Regions from separate parts of the Homo sapiens genome. Here region 1 is linked to region 2. The links are chromatin contacts, found by Hi-C or POLR2A ChIA-PET in ENCODE. All regions are on one chromosome and are shown on one strand. The core of a region is the stretch at or near the end of the contact, and the rest is flanking DNA. Distances in the headings are between cores, read along the strand shown.

The links. A loop is a pair of places that touch in the nucleus more often than their neighbours do. ChIA-PET counts read pairs that join two places held with the same protein, here RNA polymerase II (POLR2A). Pooled maps may share reads with other maps.
Region 1: a pooled map shows a loop between it and region 2 (10-fold over the local background). The contact joins the enhancer-like site here to the promoter of ALG14-AS1 in region 2. A Hi-C loop is called at or near these places in 2 of 168 maps with a recorded cell type or tissue (CD4-positive, alpha-beta T cell and PC-3), 2 of 37 single-sample maps with no recorded cell type and 6 of 50 pooled maps. POLR2A ChIA-PET finds 5 or more read pairs at or near these places in 7 of 52 experiments (A549, AG04449, H1 and 4 more).

What each region holds. Positions count from the first base shown.
Region 1 is chr1:95,094,201-95,098,301 of GRCh38, forward strand. It overlaps a transcript of TLCD4 not described here. Among named protein-coding and RNA genes, the nearest start is that of TLCD4, 21 kb to the right of the region's middle. RefSeq lists an enhancer at 1,913-1,972. Within about 2 kb of position 2,136, at least 3 of the 41 ENCODE cell types and tissues checked have a DNase peak (open chromatin) inside an H3K27ac peak, as active enhancers do; they include PC-3, where a contact is called at or near this core.
Region 2 is chr1:95,058,831-95,063,302 of GRCh38, forward strand. It overlaps ALG14-AS1 (ALG14 antisense RNA 1), which reads left to right and starts at 2,766. Exons shown (of 2, transcript NR_132786.1): 1 at 2,766-3,359. The region is part of intron 2 of ALG14 (ALG14 UDP-N-acetylglucosaminyltransferase subunit); the gene reads right to left.

The DNA of each region.
Region 1 (4,101 bases), core at 886-3,385, 35 kb after region 2:
GCTCACTGCAGCCTCAACCTCTGTGGCTCAAGCAATCCTCCCACCTCAGCCTCCCAAGTAGCTGGGACTAAAAGTGCATGCCCTCACATCTGGCTAATTGCATTTTTTTTTTTTTTGGTAGAGATGGAGTCTCACTGTTTCCCAGGCCGGTCTTTAACTTCTGGGCTCAAGTGATCCTCCTACCTTGGCCTCCCAAGGTTTTGGGATTACACCATGCCTGGCTGGCTAGCCTCTTTGAGGATAAGAGTCTACATGGAGAAAGATGCCCAGCTGACATCCAGCACCAACTTGCAAGGCCCAGTGAGATCTCTTGTACCATAATTATTGATAATTTTTAAACGGCAACAACAGAGTGATAAACCCTTCTAAGTGAGTGCTGTATGCCACTGCACAGGTTAAACATCTGTGAACTGGTCTTGATCACCAGAGAGTTTATCTGGACCATCAAGAACCCACCAACCTTCCAGGTGACTGTCACCACATGAATGAGCTCAGGTGAAACCAGCAGAAGAACTTCCCAGCTAAATCCAGCCCAAATACTGACCCACAGAATTGTTAACCCATAAATGATTGTTGTTTTAAGCCACTAAGTTTTGTGATCATATGTTAGGCAGCAATAAATAACTAAAACATACTTACTCCCTTATCGCCTATCCTGGATAATTAAAGCCTGAATAATTTAACTTCACCCACAGTATGAGACCTGAGGAATTCTTCAGGCTTTCTACTTACTTGTGCATCCATGAGTATGAGTTGTGGAGTCAGACTACACGAGTTTAAATTCTAGCTCCTCTTCTAATGTGACCTTGAACACATTATTTGTGCCTGTATTTCTTCATCTGTAAAATGAAGATAACCTTATCTTTCTTACTAGGATCTGTGAAGGTTAAATGACATAACAAATGAACAGCACTTAGCACGGTGGCTATGCTTAATAAATGTCATGATTGCCTTGGATCCAATCATACTGTACCTAAGATTCAGAATGAAACTTGCAGGAGTACTACAGAAGACTGCTGGGGTCACACAGGAGCAGTTTTCAAGGAGGTCAAAAACAGACATGGTCCTAGAGAAACTACAAATTAGTGTAAAGTGACAAACTTGTGCTCTGGAGTCAGACTTTCTACCTTCATATGTCAGCTCTGCCACTTGTTCTGTTTCTCGGCACATTACTTAACCTCTTTAGGGTTTTTATTTTTATTTTTATTTTTATTTTTGAGACAGAGTTGCTCTGTCTCCCAGGCTGGAGTGCAGTGGCGTGATCTCGGCTCACTGCAACTTCCACCTCCTGGGTTCAAGTGATTCTCCTGCCTCAGCCTCCCAAGTAGCTGGGATTACAGGTGCCTGCCACCAAGCCCAGCTAATCTTTTGTATTTTTAGTAGAGACAGGGTTTCACCGTGTTAGCCAGGATGGTTTCAGTCTCCTGACCTTGTGATCCACCCGCCTCAGCCTCCCAAAGTGCTGGGATTACAGGCGTGAGCCACCGCGCCGGCACCTCTTTAGGTCTTAATTATGTATACTGTAAAATGAGAATAATAAAAAGAAATCCCTCATAGTATTATTGTGAGAATTAAGTAAGGACTAAATGATTAAGTCATGTAGGCTTGCCACATGGAATATTCACACCACATGATATTTGAAAAGTGAGTATTGGTCAGAAAGGCAAACCAAAATTGCTTTAAGAGAAAAATTACAACATATAAAGTACACTGTATACAAGACTGCAAACAAGATATGAGGTAAGCGATCAGGAGCCAAAGGGAAGATAAACAAATTAAGTTTAGAGAGGAAGGCAGATGTGAAACCATTCAAGACTTTAGTCATTGCATCAGAAAGTATCGGAGTTGTGTTTCCTCAATCTCTCTGCAAGCTACAGCTGCAAAGCAGAAGGTACACTAACAGCAGGCTTTGGATTGTAGGTAACAGTTCAAGCAATCTGAGGTTATTCTCTACCAATTAGCCATTCAAATTTTAAGTAGAGGAGTGACATTTTGAAAGAGTACCTTGACAACAACTGGAGAACAGAAAGAGCAGGACAGAAGGTCCACTGCCTGTTTTTGTAAATAAAGGTTTATTGGAACATAACCTTTGTATTGAACCATTTATGTATTGGCTGTTGCTGTTTTCCGGCCTTAGGTGTAGAGATGAGTAACTATGACCATCTGGCCCACAAAGCCTGACCTATTTACTGTATGATTCTTTAAGAAGTTATTTGCTGATCCCAGGGAGACTGTTGCAGTAACCTGGGGTAAGACAAGGGTGGATAGCTTTGCGGAAGGGACAGTAAGAACTTTGGAAAGGCAAACCTATAGATTGTGCCAAAATAGTCAATGTCTCTGAGGAAATCATGACCCAGATATCAGTTGGGATCATCCGTTTTGTTTTTAAACTAGATAATATTGACTCAAGCCCCTATTACACAACTCTTACATTATATAGTGTTTCATGAAGTATCCTGCCAATTTTCCAGACGTGATTTCAGCACTACCTCTGGCCCCCGCTAATGGGTTCAGTTTATGGACTATTTCACTGGACTCTAGGTGTGCTATCTCCTTTCTGCTCCTTTTTGATATAGCAGTGCAACTCGGCCCCATCCTGTGGTTTCTTCATTTACCTCACCAGCACCTCCCCTCACACCATGTGTGCGTCTTGCAGAGGTATGAGAATTTAGGGGTAGTGGAAAGCCTACTGGAAATTTGGAAGAAATGAGGGGAGTTAAAGAAATACAAGTAACTTAGAATATTACACATTTTAAAAAAGTATTTTAGGCATACCATGAAGTTACTCTGCCATCCCTTTCTTTTCACTCTTTCTCATCTCTTCTGTCTTGTCCCCAACTCCTTCCACATCTCCAAGTTAATTTCTTTTTCTTCCCCTTAAAAATGTTTTTTTTCTTGATACATAATAGATGTACATATTTTCAGGGTACATGTGATAATTTAATACCTTTATATACTTTGTAAATATCAAATCAATGTAATTAGGATATCCATCACCTTAAATATTTGCCTTTATGCTAAAATTCAAATTATTCTCTTATAGCTATTTTAGAATATACAATAGATTATTGTAAACTGTAGTGACACTACTGATTCCAAATTAATTTCTGATATAGAACAGTCCTTCTTGTTATTCCTGTCTCTTATTAACCCAAGTTCTCTAGGCACACCATCTATATATAATGACTCAAGATGTTTTCCTCTGAGAAGAATTCTACTGCCAGCTATGAGAGAAATGGTTAAACTTCACTCTAGTATCAGGGTTTCTTGGACCACAGTGAGATACTGGTTTGTATCAAAAAATGTGTAATCCAACTCATCCAGCTGGAGGAGCCAGGAAAAGGAGGTAGTCCAAGATGGGAGTAACGAAGTAGGGAAACCCAGATCACTTCCACAGGAGTAGTGTAAATACCTAAGAGGTGTGTGTGAGGTTGTAAATGAGAGAGGACACCAGGAATCAGGAACAGAGGAAATCAACCAAAGGAACTGTATTGTAGACTCTTGCCCCCTTTTGAAAGGAGATGGTGTCGTAACTTTTATATATGTTCCACTTAATAGAGTATTAGACACACCGTAGGGACACAAGAAATAGTTGATAAACGGAACTCTTAACTTCATGCCATTCCTGAAATCTAGTTCTCTTTGTGCTCCTGGGGCTTTGCTGTTTTGATATAGATCAATTTACTGCTCCTGAACAAATCAAGCAGCATTAGTTTTATTTCTAAACAACCTAAGCAAAAGAGCATCAGTAAGTGTATTTCATATATTCTTCCTTCAAATAGATGGAAACTAGCTCTCAATATATTTGTATCGTAACAACATTAATAACAAAAAACAGTTACCACCATCATTTATTGAATGCTGACTAGATCCGATATACAGTATCAGATCTATATAGCACAATGATCTGTGTACTCTCATTTAGGCCTCATAATAGCCCTTTATTATATTCATTTTAGAGATGAGAAGATTCTGGCTCAAAGAGGTTCTCTTTCCTAAAGTCATAATAACTGGTGGTTTTTTTGACTTCAATACTCTTGATCTCAATAACACTAGTCCTCGCTGCCTCATAACTGGTTGCCCTGCCCCATTTCTAAACCT
Region 2 (4,472 bases), core at 1,516-4,015:
TGATACTTGAGCTAGGAGAAAGCTAATGAAAATCTACTCTACAGTTTTTAAAATTTTATTTTTTTTCCTCTCATTCTTGACATTTCATGATTCTTTTCCCTCATATTTGCCTTATTGCCTGGAGAATTCCTTTAGCCTGACTTTCAATTCACAAATAAGGTTTTTGGCTATATTTAGCCTGATAATTACTGACTCAGAACTTTTAATTTTGATAAGCACTTTGTTTTAATTTCCAAGGAATCTTTCTTGTTTTAACATTGCTTCCCTTATTAAAGAGATTATTCTTGGCTGGGCACAGTGGCTGACGCCTGTAATCTCAGCGCTTTAAGAGGCTGAGGCAAGCGGATGACGAGGTCAGGAGTTCGAGACCAGCCTGGCTAACATGGGGAAACCCCGTCTCTACTAAAAATACAAAAATTAGTTGGGCGTGGTGGCGGGCACCTGTAATCCAAACTACTAGGGGGGCTGAGGCAGGAGAATCATTTGAACCCTGGGCGTTGGAGGTTGCAGTGAGCTGAGATCACATCATTGCACTCTAGCCTGGGTGACAGGGTGAGACTCTGTCTCAAAAAAAAAAAAAAAAAAAAAAACATATTATTCTTGTTTATTTGGAATATCTCCTTGAATTTCAATGATAATATGAAATTTAAAAAGTTATTTTCTTTTTTTCTTCCTCTTTTTAAGTTTCTTGTGATCACCCAGGAGCTAAAAAGTTATTTTGTTTCTATGTTAACTTTTGGGAGGGGCCCTTTGTTTTGAATCCGTTAATTATCTTCACAATATCTAATCATATTTCATTTTCAGCTTATTATAAATGAAAGTCTAGATTAGTGTCATCTGATAGAACTTTCTGCAATGATAAAAATGTTCTATTCTATATGATCCAAAATGGTAGCTACTAGCCACATGTGGCTACTAAGCATTAGAAATGAGGCTAGTGCAACCGAGGGACCAAATTTTAAATTTTACTTAGTTTTAATTAATTTAAATTGAAATACACGTAGCCACATATGGCTAGTGGCTACTATACTGGACAGTGCAGGTCTAGATTGTTAATTATACTTGGCTAATATGGGTTCTTCCAGCAAATGTATTGATCACTATTGATTTCTTCAGCAAGACCCCACCTTTTCCTAGTCTGGTGAGCTCCATGGAAGGTACAAAAGATGGCTGAGCTGAAGCGTAGAAAAAGATCAGTAGGGAAACCCCCCCAACCTTAGTAAGGCTTGGCAGGAAGGTGTCTGTCTCTGCCTCTTTGTCTTTCTGTCCTTCACCACCCTCCTATACATACACACACAAACACACACACACACACACACACACACACACACACACACACACACACACGTGGTGGTACCCAGTGGTGGCCAGCAGAAATGTTCACGCTATCTCCCTCAACAGCTCATTTGCATCTCTGCAGAGCTCTTCCCAGCTTCAGATTCATGAGTAGAGGCTCTTTTAGGAATGGAGCAGAATTTTCTCTCTAACAGTGGCTGCATTGCCCCAGTAGGCGACTGTTAGTAAAAGGAAGTTGAACAGAGATGCTTAGTCCTACATTGCACTTCGAAAATACAAAATAATGGCACTATAAAAATCCAAAATCTGGCTGGGCACAGTGGCTCACGCCTGTAATCCCAGCACTTTGGAAGGCTGAGGTGGGCAGATCACGAGGTCAGGAGATCGAGACCATCCTGGCCAACATGGTGAAACCCTGTCTCTATTAAAAAAAAAAAAAAATAGCCAGACATGATAGTAGGCACCTGTACTCCCAGCTACTCAGGAGGCTGAGGCAGGAGAATCGCTTGAACCTGGGAGGTGGAGACTACAGTGAGCTGAGATCACACGACTGCACTCCAGCCTGGGTGACAAAGTGAGACTCTGTTTAAAAAAAAAACAACAAATAAATAAAAATAAAAATCCAAAATATTTTTATAGTTAAGACTATTAATGTGAAGCAAACCCAACTTACTTGGTTCTAAGTGTTGTGATGCACAGTATATAACTACTGTCCCCCTAAAATTCATGTCCACCTGGAATCTATGAATGTGACCTTATTTAGAAATAAGAGCACTGCAGATATGATCAAGTTAAGATGAGGTCCTTCTGAATTAGAGTGGGCCCTAAATCCAACCGGTATCCTCATAAAAAAGGCATGTGAAGACAGAGATACAGAAAAGGTCATATGATGGTGGAAGCCGAGATTAGAGTGACGTAGCTGCAAGCTAAGGAAGGCCAAGCATTGCTGGCCACCACTAGAAGCCAGGAGGAAGCAAGGAGGGATTCTTCTTCAGAACCTCCGGAGGGAGTATGGCCCCATGACACCTTGATTTCAGACTTCTACCCTTCAGAGCTATGAGAAAATACATTTCTGTTATTTTAAGCCACCCAGTTTATGGGTGGCAAAAACCCAGTTTTGTTACAGCAACCCTAAGAAACTAATACAGTATTGATTCCTAAAACAAAAACGAAATCACTTTGGCTTATTTTCCACAGAGGAAAAAAAGTACCACACATTTTGCTATAGCTGAATGATAGCAAGCAGATTTATATACCAATCTTGTTTGACGTGGATTTTTTGAGAATACATTTTAGTAGTATGTTAGTTGGGGATAAGGTTTACAAATGACCAAAAGTTAACACAAACAGCCTTGAGAGAGAGAGAGAGAGAGAGTGTGCGTATGTCACAAAGGTGGGAACAAAGGGAGTGGGGTAGGGTTCTAGGAGTGGGTCCTGATTTCCCAAGAAAAGAACCACCAATCCAGGACCAACACAGCTATAGCAGGGCCTCTTGAGCCACTGAAGGCAGCACCAGACACTGGCTTCTCCTCTCTTCCTGTACATTATCTTCATTCTTCTATCTATAGACTACCTTTATCTTCTAAGTGAAAACATGACTGTCAGCAGCTTTCAAGCTTTATCATTTACAGAGCTTGCCTGAAGACAGACTGATTCCATTCTCTAGGTCTCCAAGCCCAGAAAGCTCAGAGAAAGACTTCGATTGGTCTGAGTTAGGCCAGCTGTCCACCCCTGAACTATCCAGAGCAGCCCTGCAGCTGGGCCGTTCCCAGAGAGAGGGATGGATAAAGGCACTCACTCTACATAAGGAACAGCTCTAGTTTCCTTCCTTAATTAAGAAGTAGTTTCACTTAAAAAAAAAAATCTCTAAACACTGACTAAAATGCTATAATGAAGTGAGCAACCAGGGGTAAAGAAGTACTAATAATTTCAAAGGCAGACACAAGTATGATTTGGAGAAGAAACAGCAGTCATAGATAAATCAAATTATCAATAAACGTAACACATTGATAGAGAGCTTTAATGAAGAGCCAATAAGCACATGAACAGGATGCTTCGTGTATGTAAGTAAAAATAAAATAATTTTCACTATTGGAATTCAACGAAAAACTGCTTTCTCTATTTAAAAGAATAAAAAATATGCAAAAAATTAAGCAACCATTTTTTTTCCTTCAACTTTTAAGTTCCAGGGTATGTGTGCAGGATGTGCAGGTTTATTACACAGGTAAACGTGTGCCATGGTGGTTTGCTGCACAAATTAATCCATTACCTAGGTATTAAGTCCAGCATCCACTAACTATTCTTCCTGATGCTCTACCTCCCCCAACCCCTCCCTTCAACAGGCCCCAATGTGTGTTGTTCCCCCATATGTACCCATGTATTCTCATTGTTCAGCTCCTACTTATAAGTGAAAACGTGTAGTATTTAGTTTTCTGTTCCTGCATTAGTTTGCTGAGGATAACGGCTTCTGGCTCCATCCATATCCCTGCAAAGGACATGATCTTGTTCCTTTTTATTGCTGCATAGTATTTCATAGTGTATATGTACCACATTTTCTTTATCCATTCTATCATTGATGGGCATTTGGGTTGATTCCATGTCTTTGCTATTGTGAATAGTGCTGCAGTGAACATATGTGTGCATGTATCTTTACAACAGAATGATTTACATTCCTTTGGGTATATACCCAGCAATGGGATTGCTAGGTCAAGTGGTATTTCTGCCTCTAGATTTCTGAGGAATCGCCACACTATCTTCCACAATGGTTGAACTAATTTACATTCCCACCAATACTGTAAAAGCATTCCTTTTTCTCCACAACCTCACCAACATCTGTTGTTTCTGGACTTTTTAATAATCGCCATTCTGAGTGGTGTGAGATGGTATCTCATTGTGGTTTTGATTTGCGTTTCTCTAATGATCAGTGATGTTGAGCTTTCTTTCATATGTTTGTTGGCTGCATGAATGTCTTCTTTTGAGAAGTGTCTGTTCATGTCCTTTGCCCACTTTTTAATAACAGTTTTTTTCTTGTAAATTTGTTTAAGTTCCTTGTAGACTCTGTATATTAGACCTTTGTCAGATGGACATATTGCAAAAATTTTCTCCAATCCTGTAGGTTGTCTGTTCACTCTGATGAGTTTCTTTTGCTGTGCACAAGCTCTTTAGTTTAATTAGAT